Regions from separate parts of the Homo sapiens genome. Here all the other regions are linked to region 3. Evidence: chromatin loops called from intact Hi-C (ENCODE). Cell type or tissue: heart left ventricle. All regions are shown on one strand. Links, peaks and the distances in the headings refer to the core of each region. The heading gives the core; the rest is flanking DNA. Region 1 overlaps TNN (tenascin N). Region 2 overlaps RABGAP1L (RAB GTPase activating protein 1 like). Region 3 overlaps TNN (tenascin N).

Region 1 (4,896 bases), core at 1,173-3,672, 53 kb after region 3:
AGAAGAATCACAATAGCATGAAATGCTAAATGTTATTTACTGAGTTGCTGCTACGCACTAGGCATTGGCTGGGTGCATTATTCCTCGTAATTAATCCCCAGAGCTGCCATGTAAGGTCAGTGTTCCTCTCCTCACTCAAAAGGTAAGGAAACCAGATCTGAGAGGTAAAGTCATTTGCCAGGGTTGCCCAACAACGAAGTGGCAGAGCCAGGATTCAAACGCAGACCCATCTGATTGCAAGCCTATGCTTGCTCTGTGCCAATATGACATTCTGATACAAATGACAAATGAGCGCAGTTAGATACATGTCCCTATGCAATGCTTTCATCCATTATACATGTTGTACCCAAGGGATGTGACACCACTGTGAATTAAGCAGAATGGTACCTATGAAGGGTTTTTCTTTGTGTTACCCCTTTGCCCTCCCACTCCTTCATGGCTCTTCCTATCACCAAAAGCATGTATTGTTGATAATAATAAAAGCTCACTTCTTCTGAGAACTGACTGCATTTCAGGCACTGGACTCAACACCCGGCAGATGGAATGGAATAGTCAATGGGACACTTCTTGTTGTCTTGTGACTTGGACCATGGGTAATAAGTGCCTGCACACTTCTTTTTTTTTTTTTTTTTTTTTTTTTCAGACAGGATCCCATTCTGTCGCCCAGGCTGGAGTGCATTGGCACAATCACGGCTCACTGCAATGTCCACCTCCTGGGCTCCAGTGATCCTCCCACCTCAGCCTCCTGAGTAGCCGGGACTACAGGTATATGTCACAGTGCCTGGCTAATTTTTGTATTTTTTTTGTGGAGATGGGGTTTCACCATCTTGCCCAACCTGGTCTCGAATTCCTGGGTTCAAGCAGCCTGTCCACCTCAGCTCCCCAAAGTGCTAGGATTACAGCCATGAGCCACTACACCTGGCCGTGCCCACACATTTCAAAGACAGTGTGCCACTGGAGGTTTGGGGGTTGGGGGTGGGGTCACGGTGAATTAGTGGGGGTGGCAGGCAAAGAGACTGGTGCCTGATTCTGGCCCGGAGGAATTCACAGGTGGAAGCTTGGCTGGAACAGGCTGCATGGCAGAGAGAGGAAGGGGGCTGCAGTGTGAGAGGACTGAAACTCAGACTTTGGCGAGGCCAAGTTGATGTCACAGAAATGAGGCATGTTAGAGCTACCAAGAGGGCAGTTCAGGGCCCGAGCTGAGGTGCAGGTCCACCGTTCAGCAGGAGTGTGCCACCCCAAGGGGGCGACTGCAGCAGGACATGCCCAGTGGGTGGGAAGGGGAATATCTAAAGATCCCACAGAAGCTCCCCACAAAGGAGGGGTGGCCCAGCACTGGAAGCATTCACCATAACAAGGGCATCCAACAGAGGGAACCACAACAGCCCCAGTAAAGTAAAAGTGCCCTCTCCCTTCTTTTCTAACCCTCACCTCGCCCCAGGCAGCAGCAAACTGGTGAAGCCAGAAGCAGCCATGCATGTTAAGGAGAGAGAAGTGGAGGGAGGAAAGCCCCAAGCCCCTTCCCTCCAGCTTCTCTGCAGGTTCCAGCATCAGGTCTGAGCTGAGAAAGAAGAAAAGATGTGGCCTGGATGAGAGACTGAGGCTCAATACTGAAATGGACTTGCTTTCACAAAAGCAATTCTCTTCTAAGACCAAAAGCCACCAGAAAAGCTCTGGAATCTGCTTGAGATTTTTGTCAGAAGATGGGGGGAGTGGGAAGCCAGGAAAATGAGTTGGAAGGCAGGTGTAGGATAAAAATAATGATATTTCACAACGGCCATCCTTAGACGTTCATCACAAAGATAAAAGCCACACGCTATTCTCCACTTGATCCCCAGGATAGGAACTGAGGCTCAGTGGCATTGAGCAACTGATTATGCAATTGATGAGCACACGGCCACAGATGCAATCCCAGATGCACAGTGTCCAGCAATGGAGCCACTAATCCCTATACACTTCTGCCGTTCACCAGTAACAACGCATATTGATCTCTAAAGCACCTACTGTGTTCATGGCAGCACATGAGTTTCCACTGTCCAAAAATCTTCTTCCTGGGCAAAAATAGGGCTGAAAAAGCAGACTTCTCTGCCCGTGCTTTCCATCCGACCCCCCACCCCCAGCCTGAGACATAAATGAAGTGCAGATGGTTTTCTGAAGAAGTTCTCAACGAAAGCAAAAAAAAAAAAAAAAAAAAAAAAGCCGTGGACTCTTGCCATCAACCACAGTAAGGCTGCCCAGAGCCCAGGTCTACAGCATTTGTTTTTGTAGCCTGGAATATGAGAACTCCCACAAGTCCCTGTTGGAGCCCTTGGTGTTGCCTGTCCTTCTGATTTGTAACAAGATGTCCTCATTAATTACTGCCTCTCAGATTCCACAAGTTGCGCTCAGATTTTCCTGGGTAGGTTGATTGTTCGAAAGAAGATGAGAGCAAGGGAAATCCTCAACCTAACATTCTGTCAAGTGTAATGAGCAAGAAGAGAAGCCTGCTGGCTCTCACTCCAACACGTGGCAGGAAAGAGACTCCTTGTTTAACAGCAGAAGGGAAGGATGACTTCATCGACTCTTTCAGTATGCACAGCAAACCACAGGCTGAGCTCCGCGAGGGTGGGGAGGGGGCAGACAGGGCAGAAGATTTTTCTGAGCAAAACGCAGGATGATACATTTCCAAATAGGGAGGATTATTCTGCTGAGGGGTATTTTCCCATGGAAAGTTGGGTAAATTCTGCAGGGATGCATGAAGCGAAGGGCATTTACATGCAGGAAATGTGTATGCAGGAACCACAGGAAACCAGTTGTCCCCAAGAATCATTGTCTTACAGAGGCTGGTCATGTCTTTAATTCTGACTGCAGAAGGGGTGTTGGGTGGTGTGGGAAGGTGGGAGGGAGGGATACATTAGACTCAGGAACAAATGCTGCCTTGTGTTGCTTTTACCAGAAAGGCTCTTTGAGGAGTACACGACTGACCATGGGCTGCATGGATGGTCCCCCTACTTCTGCCTTCAGATGTTGCAGGGCTCTATGCTTCTGCTGTGTTCTCTCTTGGTATCTGCATCTACCCCTGTGGCTTTAATTTCCAGCCAAATGTTGACAGTTGCCAAATCTGTATGCGTGTTTCTAGCCCAGGTATCCTTGTGAGCTCAGAGATGACAGAGAGGGCCATGACTGTGTTGATCCCCTCTGTATCACCAGCCTCATAGCACAGTCCTGCCAAAGTAATATTTTGTGAAGTAAGTAGTAATAGCCACTGGATTTGTGTGTGTCTGTGTATGTGTGCTTATTAGATAATGGACATTGTGCCAAACGCTATAAAAATTATCCTCATTTAATCCTCAAAGTCCTGGGAGTCAGTTGATATCATTCTTTGTGACAGGTCCTCAGAGAAGTTAAGTAATTTGCCAAAGGACACACAGCTAAAAAGCAGCAGAGCTGGGATCACACACCAGGTCTGTCCACTGCCTGCGTCTGTGTTCTTCATCTGTCTGTTATATGTCCTGTATATACAAAACAAAAACAAAAACAAAAAAAACACCAGATGTCCTCCGTTCTGCCATGTGTTTTTAAGAGAGGGTTACTTCCTCTGAGTGGTGCCAAGGATGATCCACTGGGGACATGAATTGCATTTCCCTCACATAGAGGTTAAGTCCCAGTCAATTCTCATGAGAAGCTGGAGAATTCCCTTCCTAGGAAACACCAAAGTGCACAGATACTTCTGTCTGCAGGGGCAGATGGCATCCAAGCCTTGGCCAAGGGAGGAGGATGGCCCCTGAATCCTGATGGTCCTCTTGGACCCCAGGGGTGGATGGTTTCTGTGTCACCTCATTTTCCCCAAAGAAGGACACACACCCTGGGTCAGGAAAAAAAAAATACTACTTACGCCAAAGAAGAGAGGTAGCCAATTTCTAGCCACTGTTACAGACCTTTATACTTAAATTCAGGGCTTTCTCTGGTTCCCTTATTATCTCATCCTGCCTTGACAGTTAACCACAGGAAAATGAAAGCACTGCTTTGGGTTTTAGAAAAAGTGTATCATCATGGATTTCCAACAGAGTCACTTAAGAAGATATTCTGTCCCCAAATGACAGGGTGGATATCATTAAACTATGAAGGAAAATGAGGGAGATGAGTGGCTAGGGATGCATCAATGTCACAAATGTCACTGGCAAACTTGTCACTCCTTCCTTAACTCTCTTTGGCATATATTGCTAATGATCTGCAGCTTGGGCCCTGGGTGACTCAGGGGCCTTCCCTGTACTTCCCAAGTAACCTGGTCCAGGACAGCAAGTTCTCAGCTGGCTGAGGAATCTACCCTGGCTCAACTCACCTTGAACTAGAGGCTTAGGGGACCGATTTCACCTCTGTATCTCTTTCTCCTTCAGATCCAAGAAAATGGATATACAAGGGAGGTCTGTCTCTCCTAGGTTAAACTCCAGTAGAAGCAAGTACATACAAACATTTTTATTTCTAGTCTCTGTGATGTTGAATATAGGATTGCATATAGGATACAAGACAGCTAAGTATGGAAGAGAATGGAAATTTGGTTTTATGTGATAGGGCTTAGTATGGTCACATTCTGGGTATCACTCTGTCCCCCCATTCTCCTAGTTCTGTGGGATACCCAGGGAGTGTCCAGGAAGTCCTTGGAGATGACTCTCACACCACCGTGCTAGAACCCTTTTCCTGGAGAGCCATCCCATCAAGTCTGCCCACCCGCCTGAGGCTTGAAAAGATCAAGGATGGTGTCCTGACCCAGCCTCAGCACTCAATCACTTTTTCAGGGGTGACCACAGGCTCATTTTGTTTTGTTTTGACAACTGACTCTTAATCTGCCTTGCAAAGGCTCAAATGAGTGATGATAATGGTAGCTACCATTTTCTATGCATTTATTACATGCCAGGC
Region 2 (4,896 bases), core at 971-3,470, 360 kb after region 3:
CTAATTTTGTATTTTTAGTAGAAATGGGGTTTCTCCATGTTGGCCAGGGTGATCTCGAACTCCTGACCTCAGGTGATCCACCCACCTTGGCCTCCCAAAGTGCTGGGATTACAGGCCTGAGCCACTGCCCTGACCAAAATTGTACATTTTATGTTACGTATATTATACTACAATAAACAAAATTAAAGGTAGTGAAGATTAGTTATTTTTTTTTGTTTTGTTTTTTGTTTTTTTTTGAGACAGTCTGACTCTGTCGTCCAGGCTGTAGTGCAGTGGCGTGATCTCAGCTCACTGCAACCTCTGCCTCCCGGCTTCAAGCAATTCTTTGCCTCAGCCTCTCGAGTAGCTGGGATTACAGGCACCCACCACCAGGCCCGGCTAATTTTTTGTATTTTTAGTAGAGATGGGGTTTCACCATCTTGGCCAGGCTGGTCTTGAACTTCTGACCTCGTGATCCACCTGCCTCGGCCTTCCAAAGTGCTGGGATTATAGGCGTGGGCCAATGTGCCCGGCCGTGAAGATTAGTTTTAAAGTGCTTAGCACAGCATCAGATACATTTTAAGTGCTCAATAAATGATAGGTGTCTTACTATTAATTTTATTTATTAAACATTTAAAAAATGCATTTGAGAGCTCATTACAAACTGTTTAAATGCTACACAATTATATTGTTATTGATGGTAGCTGTCAGATTTTTTTTACATAGATCCAACACATTGCTTGGATATCTAGAAATACCTGATAGAATGATCACAGTGCAGAGGTGTGAGTGCTAGAAAATACACACACTAACATTTCACTAATGTAGAACAAATGGGTTGTTTATATTCAAGTATGGTTATAAAGAGATTTTTAAGTTGAAATGAAAACATTTTGGTGGTATTCATCTTGAAGTATAACAAATAAAATATTCCTTTGCTCCTAATTTTATTATATTGTTCTGTAAACACTTTTTTTTTTGTAAAAGAGGCAAAGATAAATTTAGCCAAGCACTTAAACAACAAACATGCAAATTATACAAAGATTCTTATCTACTCATTAAAGGACTGAAATGGTTATATAAGACATACAAACATACACACATATACACACACCTATAGCACAGATTGACACAGCTGGCATGACATAAATTTAGAGCATGCTTCCCTGTCTCTTTATTTTATAAGTTAGGAAATTAAGTGTTAAAAGGTTAGATGATTTGATTAAAATTCCACAATAAATTGATGGCAGAAATGTAATTAAAGCCCCTCAGAATCGTATCCTGCGCATCCCCCTCAAATGTGCCATGGCAAAGGACTTGCCTCAGCCATTCTTCCTCATTCCTCTTCTACATGCTGTTCACTCTCACCCTCATGTCCTATTCTCAGGTTAGATGCCACCTTTGGAAAATGTTTACTAGTTTCCCAGAATGAATTTGGCATTCTGCCTTTAGGCTCCCAAAGATCCCTTTTAAACCCCAGGATCAAACACACTGAATTCTTATGTCTGTGTGCCTCCCCTATTAGATGTGACAACTTCAGGACACAGAATGTCATCTCTGTATCCCCTGACATCTAACCCAGGGACTGTCAATAGTGAATATCTGTTGAATAAGTGAACTAACTAACCATCACAGGCTTCTCCAAAGAGAGACAGGAAAGATGGGATCAAGGACATAGTGAGGAAGTTAGCCTTGGAATGGGGGCAGAACAGACCTTCATTAAAGACAAGAGCAAAGCAGAAGAGGATGAAGACAGAGAGGGATTTTTAAGTAAAAGGGATGGAAGCTTAAATGAGTACTTATTTTGCTCACAAAAATAGAACAAGGAGGAAACTGGATTTTTTTGTTCTGTTTGTTCTCTGTCAAGGGAGCTTGTATTTCTTAGGGTACATTAAGTTCAATTTAATCACTGACTACTTGGAAATGGTGTGTTTATTCAACTGTCTTCCCTTCTTGATATTTTGGATTGTTTCATGAGAAATAAGTAATGAGAAATTGCTTCAACAAATTTAAGGTATTATATAATATGTGCATGGTACTGTGATGATATACATTTTTTCCTGATACAGATCCCTGTTTCATAAAATGTATTATTTCTGAAACTTTAAAACTTTAAAATTCCTTGAGTATCCTAATTAGAAGCCCAGTATTTGTGTTTGTTGGTTTGTTTTAGCATTTACTAGATAGCATCTTGAAACTAACCTATCATCAAACTGAAGATGCACTAGAGAAAGTTAAAAACAAACAAATGAAATATTCAAGTAACAAATGATCCAGGAGTGGTGTTTTACTGCCACCAACAGGACAATAGGCATTCCTTCATGAAAGTTACAAAACTAATGGAATGTACAAAATCATTGCAAATCCAAAAAAAAAGTTTATGAGTTGTTTCATTCTTTTTTTCAGGTGTTTAGACTTCTATTTTTGTAACATGAATATTAACTACAGAAACTACATTCCCAACTTCAGTTCTTCCTTAAGTCACTATCTTCAAACACAGAAACAAGAACTTTTAACCCAAGTTGGTACATCAAAGACTAGGGAGAACTGAAATCCATTTTCCAGTTTCAAGGTCTTTTGCTTTTCTTTCTTTTTTTTTTGAGACGGAGTCTTGCTCTGTCGCCCAGGCTGGAGTGCAGTGGCGTGATCTCGGCTCACTGCAAGCTCTGCCTCCTGGGTTCACACCATTCTCCTGGCTCAGCCTCTGGAGTCGCTGGGACTACAGGCGCCCACCACCATGCCCGGCTAACTTCTTGATCTCATCTAGCCAACTCCCCTCCTGGCTTTAGCCTTCAAGCTGCCATTCATTATTCCTGGGCTTAAGCCAAGCTAACTTTGGGAAACATTTAGTTTATAGTTTAAATGATAATAGCCTTTCCCCAAAACTCAACCGACCTTGTAAAGCTAATGAGAGACCACCAGGCTAGGGGGATAGAGGAGCTTGAATTCTTCTATGGTGTGGACGTGATTGTCAGCCATTATTCTGGAGGTCACAAGATATGCAACTTTCCCAATTACTCCTGTAGATAACATCACTATTATAGAACCTAAGAATGGCCTTTTGGGATATCTTTTCAGGTTTTTTGCATGACACCAATGGCTCCACCTGGACCCACCAACTGCTCCTGTGGCCCCACCCAGAAGCAACTCAGCGCACAAGATGACCGTTTTCCACACCCCTATGATTGTGCCCCCAACCAATCAGCAGCAAGTATCCATTGTCTAGCCACCTCCACCCCTTCTTCCAAACTACCTTGGGAAAATCCCTAACCTTCAATGAGACTGATTTGAGTAATAATTCCATCACCTGCAAAGTGTGGCTGTCTTCATATCAATTAACCTCTTTCTTTACTGCAATGCTCCATGAATTGATTTTGTTTGTGCAGTGGGCAGGAAGCACCTGTCAGGTGGTTACAGTGACAATGGTGGTGACAGTAGTAATCCAGAAATGAAGTTCTAAGGAAAAAAAAAACTTTTCTGATAGAGGGTAAAAGAGATCAGGAACAAGACAAAGATAATTACTCTTGCCACTTCCATTCAACATTGTACTGTTAGCAGTGAATCTGTACAGGTCTGCAGCAACTCGAGATTCTTGCCTCCTCAATAAAAAGAATTTGTCCAAGAGGGCATAAGGCAGAGTGAGAGATTAAGGCAAGTTTTTGAGCAGGAGTGAGAATTTATTAAAAACTTTTAGAGCAGGAATGAAAGGAAGTAAAGTATTCTTGGAAGTGAGCCAAGCAGGCAACTTGAGAGATTCAAGTATACTGTCTGACCCTTGACTTAGGGTTTTATACATTGGCATGATTCCAGGGTTTGTGTTTCTTCTCCCCTGATTCTTCCCTTGGGGTGGGCTGTCCACATGCACAGTGGCCTGCTAGCCCTGGGGTGGGGCCGCATGTACAGTGTGTTTACTGAAGTTGTGTGCATGTTCATTTGAGGTATTTTTCCCTTACCAGTTGACTAGTGTTCCCAGAGGAGGGTCATATACCTGTTAAACTCCACCAGTTTGCCTCCTGGTGGGCATGCTTGAGCCTACTCGCAAAATCCTGAGATCTTATTAAGAAGCTGCTGATCACCAGCTTCAGGTGGTTTCTATCTATTGGGAGACAGCCTTTCCCTGGCGCAAGCTACAACCATTATGTTAGATAGTTTAACAACTGCATGACCATTACCTGATGGTCACCTGACATTCCTGGGGAGGAGGGCCCTCTCCTGTCCTGTTCATGTCTGCCTAGTTACCTATTCTGCCAGTACTGGAGGTTTTAGTCAGAGGAATTAGGCAAGAAAAAGAAAGAAAATGCATCCAAATCAGAAAGGAAGAAGTAAAAATATGTCTACAAGATGACTGATACAATTTGGCTTTGTGTCCCCACCCAAATCTCATCTTGAATTGTACTCGCATAATTCCCATGTGTTGTGGGAGGGACCAGGTGGAGATAACCGAATCATGGGGGTGGTTTCCTCCATACTGTTCTTGTGGTAGTGAATAAGTCTCACGAAATCTGATGTTTTAATAAGGGGAAACTTGTTTCACTTTGCTCTCATTCTCTCTCTTGCCACAGCCGCGTGAGATGTGCCTTTCACCTTCAGGCATGATTGTGAGGCCTCCCCAGCCACATGGAACTGTAAGTCCAATAAACCCCTTTTTTTTGTAAATTGCCCAGTCTCGGGTATGTCTTTATCAGCTGCATGAAAACATACTAATACAATGACATCTTGTATTTCAAAAATCTTGGGAAACACACAATACACATACATGAATATTAAAGCTGAAAATGAGTTCAACAAGGTTGCAGGTTATAAGATCAATATAGATAAGTTGGTTCTATTTAACCTGGGAGGCGGAGCTTGCAGTGAGCCGAGATTGCGCCACTGCACTACAGCCTGGGTGACAGGGTGAGACTCCGTCTCAAAAAA
Region 3 (4,896 bases), core at 816-3,315:
AACAGGCTGGCAATGCCGCGCTAAGGAGAAATTAATAGGGGAGGTGAAACTGGCCACTGATATCTGAGACAAGGAGATAGTTGATATTTCAATAAACTTCCTTCTGAACCAGTCTTACTTCCTCTATAAACATAGGGCTAACCTTCCTAGCTGTGCTGTCATAAGCACTAATTAAGGTAACACATAAACCTAAGTGTCCTTCCTGTTTTTATTTCCTCCCTTCTTTCTTCATTGGCAAGGAGGGAGAATAATAATTTTCCATTGGGACAGGTTTTGAAAATTTGCTGGCCTTCAGATTCTAAGGGGAGGTATAACCCTTGAAATAAGGGTTAATCAATTTGTTCAATAAATATATATCGAACACCTACCATGTGCTAAGCACTGTCCTATGCACTTTAGATATGGTGATAAATGAAACAGACAAACATAGAGCTTACATTTATTGGGGAAGACTAACAATAAACAAAATAACCCGGGGCAGATGTACAACCAGCAATGTGATCAGTAAAGATCAGCAAGTTGCCGTGAGGCCAGCAAATGAGCTGATTGGCCCAAGTTAGTTGCTTCACACAGAAGAGAAGGCACCAGGAGAAAAGACAAGGAATCCCCGTACCTTAACTGTGCCATCTGGGAACTGGTAAGTCAGAATGTAGCCGTGGATCTGAGCAGAGGGGGGCGTCCAGGTCAATATGCCACCAGACTGCGTTACAGCAGATGGACGAAGGTTTCTGGGAGGGTCGAGTTCTGTACGTAGAAAGTCAGGTAATTGTTATTACTAAGATACAACTGAGGCAAGGTAATTTTTGAGACATCAGTTTATATTTTCCCCTTTTCAAACCCTCCCATTTCTCCTCCTTCTTTCAAGCAGTTTGCAGGCTCTCTTCCTCCCTGCCACAGGGCCTTTCTGACCTTTGTTTCTACAAGTACAGACCCATTAGAGACAAGAAGAACAGGGCGTTGGGTGGGTCCCAGAGGAAAGGAATCTGGGCCCCCATTTCCCAGGCAGGTTCCCACAAAGTGGTGGATATTAACAGCCTAGATTGGCAGATAGATCCTCAGAGATGGCAGGGCTCCCAAAAGGATGTGGAAAGATAAGAGGGCCACAGATCTGAAAGGGCCATGCACAAAGAAACCAGGGTGACTTGGCCCGCCTGGAAAGTTGCCTGAAATGCTGGATGGGCCCCAATGCCTGTCACTGGGAAACTACCCAAGACTTACATACAGCCCTGAGGAAGGAGCTTACCCTAAGTAGAATATGGGCTTATGATTGAAATTAAGTTGGCATAGAAACAAAAAGTTGGCCAGGCACGGTGGCTCATGCCTGTAATCCCAGCACTTCGGGAGGCCAAGGCAGGCGGATCACAAGGTCAAGAGTTCGACACCAGCCTGGCCAATATGATGAAATCCTATCTCTACCAAACATACAAAAATTAGCCGGGTATGGTGGTGGTCGCCTGTCATCCCAGCTACTCGGGAGGCTGAGGCAGGAGAATTGCTTGAACTCGGGAGGCGGAGGTTGCAGTAAGCCAAGATCACGTCACTGCACTCCAGCCTGGGTGACAGAGCAAGACTCTGTCTTAAAAAAAAAAAAAAAGAAAGAAACAAAAAGTTATGTTTCTTACATACTGTTACATATTGAAGTGTGTGGCCTTAGATGCATACCCAGTAGAGAAAGAAGAGAAGGAGAAGGCAAGGGAACAGGTGCTTGTATAGAGGAGAGAGAGAGAGAGAGAGAAGGAAAGAAAGAAAGGGAGAGAAGCGAGAGAAAGAAAGAAAGAGAAGAGAGAGAGAGCGGGAGAGAGAAAGAAAGAAAAAAAGAAAAGAAAGAAAGAAAAAGAAAAAAGAAAGAAAGAAAAAGAAAAAAGAAAGAAAGAAAGGAGGGAGGGAGGGAAGGAAGGAAGGAGAGAGAGAAAAGAAGAGAGAAAGGGAGGGAGAGAGAGAGAAAGAAAGAAAGAAAGAAAGAAAGAAAGAAAGAAAGAAAGAAAGAAAGAAAGAGAGAAAAAAGAGAGAAAGAAAGGAGGGAGGGAGGGAGAGAAGGAAGGAAGGAAGGAGAGAGAGAAAAGAAGAGAGAAAGGGAGAGAGAGAGAGAAAGAAAGAAAGAGAAAGAAAGAGGGAGAGAGAGAGAAGGAAGGAAAAGAGAAGAAAGGAAGAGGTGGGGGAGGGAAGAGGGAAAGAGAAGGGATATAGGAAAAGCAGAGCTCTTCTTCTATGTACTTCCTCACCCAAACACTAGAGGGAACGCGTGGGTAAGCAAGTGTGCACTGTAGACCAGGAAAACAGAAGCTCAGCAAAAATACTGGTCAACATCACTGGTCAGAAGGCTCTTTTTTTTTTTAACCAAAGAAGATATGAATGGAAATTTCTCTTTTGAAAAAGCATTATCATAGAAGGTTATTTTAATTTATAACTTCCCAAAAAGACGTCTCCAGGCTATTTTCTACCCAGTAGCATTTCAGCTGAGAGCTGAATTGCAGTATTTTAATAGAAATCAGACAGCTGTTGTTTTGAATTAGGATGTTTTGACAAATTTTGAGTTTCTGTAATATCAACTTGGTTTGATTTTCTAAAGCATAACATCTGGCATGGATTTTATTCTATTCGTCTCACAGAAAAACTGAATTTCCTGATTTCACAATCAAGGCAAAACTGTGGCTATTTTAACATCTTAAGCAATCTCCTGCCACCTCTTTGACTGCCCACCACTCCCTGGTTATGGACTTGAGATGTCTGTCTTAGTTACTTTCACATTTCTATGAAGCAGGAAAATGAGAATCTTTTTATTGCTGTCTTCAAAAATGGAGAAGGTGAACCCAAGAGAAGATAAACAAGGAAGAGGAGAAGAAAGGAATAAGAGAGAAAGGAACAGAGAAAGGAAGGGGAGAAGGAGGTAGGAAGTGGGAAAGAGGGAAGAAGGGAGAACTGGCTACTGGTTGCATCTGGAGAGCAACCCTGCATACTAGGGAGTCCAGGACAGAGAGAGGAGTTTGTTTGTTTGTTTGTTTGTTTGTTTGCTTTTGAGATGGAGTCTCGCTCTTTGTTGCCCAGGCTGGAGTGCAATGGCGCAATCTTGGCTCACTGCAACCTCCTCCTCCTGGGTTCAAGCAATTCTCCTGTCTCAGCCTCCCAAGTAGCTGGGATTACAGGCACCTGCCACCACACCCAGCTAATTTTTGTATTTTTAGTAGAGACGGGGTTTCTCCATGTTGGTCAGGCTGGTCTCAAACTCCTGACCTCAGGTGATCCACCAGCCTTGACCTCCCAAAGGGCTGGGATTACAGGCATGAGCCACCGCGCCTGGCCGTTTTTGTTTTGTTTTGTTTTGTTTTAACACGTCTCTATTTAGTTTGAAAATATTTACTATAAGCATATATTACTTTTTAGATTAAAAATGCAAGCTAATTTTAACTAATAAAAACCATAGAGAAATTCAAGCCATCTCTAGGTCCCGTGGCAACACTTGGTGCGCTCAGCCATGGATGGAATGGACAGACCTTGCCCGTACTGCCAGAAGAGGCTCATAGACCTCAGGGTGGGCACAGTGCTCTCTTCCAAGTGCCTCTGGGTTCTGACCTCAGTGATGCTCTGCCAAGATCAGAGGCCCCATCACACACACAAAATACATGCAATTCAGGCACCTTTCATCATCAACTGAGGATGGAATGGAGAAAGATGCATCCCCATTGCCTCCATTCTGGAAGATGGAAACAGAAGAGGCTCCTGCCTCTGTCTTCTCCCAACTGCAGCTGAGGCCCAACCATTTTCTCCATAGCAAGTGTGGAGATTCTGAGCGCTGGGCCGGGTGGAGGGGTGAGGGAGGCCACCTTTGACACCAGCACTCACTCCCTCTATACTCTCTCATCTTATCTGAGCTGTTGTGTCAACTTAATTAGCTCAAAGACGTAAAAAAGGAACCACTTTGAAGAATGTCCTCGGGTAAAGCAACCACCCTCCTGCTCCCCTCCCCAGCCCACTGATGGAGGAAGGTTCTCTCCTGATAAGTGTGAGGTGTTCCCCTGGCCTGGTCCCTCTCAGTACCTGTCTGGGCCTTGGTGTCAGCCTTCTTGCTCTCCTGGGCCCCCTTCTGGGCCCACACGTGCACCATGTACTCCATGCCTGGTCTCAGGCCCGTCAGGACAGTGCTGCTGTGCTCCTTCCCCACCGGAACCTCCCTGGTCTCTCCGTCAGCAGAGGTGTAGCGCACCATGTACTTGTCAATGGTGGCCTGAACCGGGTCCCAGGAGACAGTGGCCATATTCTCCGTCACCCAGTCAGTCACTAGGTTTTTGGGGCCGTCAATTTCTTTTTAAAAAGATTTAGAAAAGGCTGAACTTTAGAACAAAGGAAGACATCGCATCTTACCACCTCATCACCAGGAGCTCTCCATCATGTTATCATTAATAATGGTAGAATTCCACTTAAAACACGAGTCAAAGGCCCCTGGTCTCCATTTCCAAGGAAACAAACCACTGGATATAAAACTGGAAGGAATCAGATCATCTCCCACTTTTTAATATAAAAAATTTCTGTCCTTGTAATTCTCATCAAAATAACAATAAAACTTCCTGAGCAACAAGATAAGCCACCAAAACTGCTGTGGATATAACCTCTTTTCTGATCTCCCTGGTATCTAGTTATTTTGTTTCACAGAATTTGAGAGCCAAGAAGTCATATCCTCCAACCTTTCCGACTTATAAAAGGGGAGGAGAATGGAGGCCCAGGGAAATGGAAGGTCTAGGCCAAGTTCCTGTTGACATCTTATGTTAAAGCCAAGACTCTTCGCTCTGAATTTTAGGCCTTCCCACCCTCTCAAGGACTTTGCTGCAGATCTGCCCTTTCTCTCCTGTGTCATCAATCTCTTCTTCTCTGTCATCAGTCCCAGACAAGCAAGGTCTAGAA

Evidence for each region. Peaks named below come from ENCODE experiments on the same cell type or tissue, not always from the same donor. Only the 100,000 strongest peaks of a DNase experiment are listed, where the experiment ranks them.
Region 1: a loop joins it to region 3, with 2.2 times the contacts of the local background. A loop is called at or near these places in 2 of 110 quality-filtered maps.
Region 2: a loop joins it to region 3, with 4 times the contacts of the local background. A loop is called at or near these places in 28 of 110 quality-filtered maps.

What each region holds. Positions count from the first base shown.
Region 1 is chr1:175,070,229-175,075,124 of GRCh38, reverse strand. All of the region lies in intron 1 of TNN (tenascin N), which reads right to left. Among named protein-coding and RNA genes, the nearest start is that of TNN, 4.8 kb to the right of the region's middle. In heart left ventricle, for the core only: no CTCF peak of the experiment used is centred there; a DNase peak (open chromatin) is centred at 2,574; H3K4me3 peaks cover 416 bases; H3K27ac peaks cover 1,372 bases; H3K27me3 peaks cover 827 bases.
Region 2 is chr1:174,767,536-174,772,431 of GRCh38, reverse strand. All of the region lies in intron 18 of RABGAP1L (RAB GTPase activating protein 1 like), which reads right to left. Among named protein-coding and RNA genes, the nearest start is that of RABGAP1L-AS1, 180 kb to the left of the region's middle. In heart left ventricle, for the core only: a CTCF peak has its summit at 2,278 (motif pointing left); no DNase peak of the experiment used is centred there.
Region 3 is chr1:175,122,803-175,127,698 of GRCh38, reverse strand. It overlaps TNN (tenascin N), which reads right to left. Exons shown (of 19, transcript NM_022093.2): 12 at 4,036-4,299; 13 at 614-744. Among named protein-coding and RNA genes, the nearest start is that of TNN, 57 kb to the right of the region's middle. In heart left ventricle, for the core only: a CTCF peak has its summit at 2,226 (motif pointing right); no DNase peak of the experiment used is centred there; H3K27ac peaks cover 1,089 bases.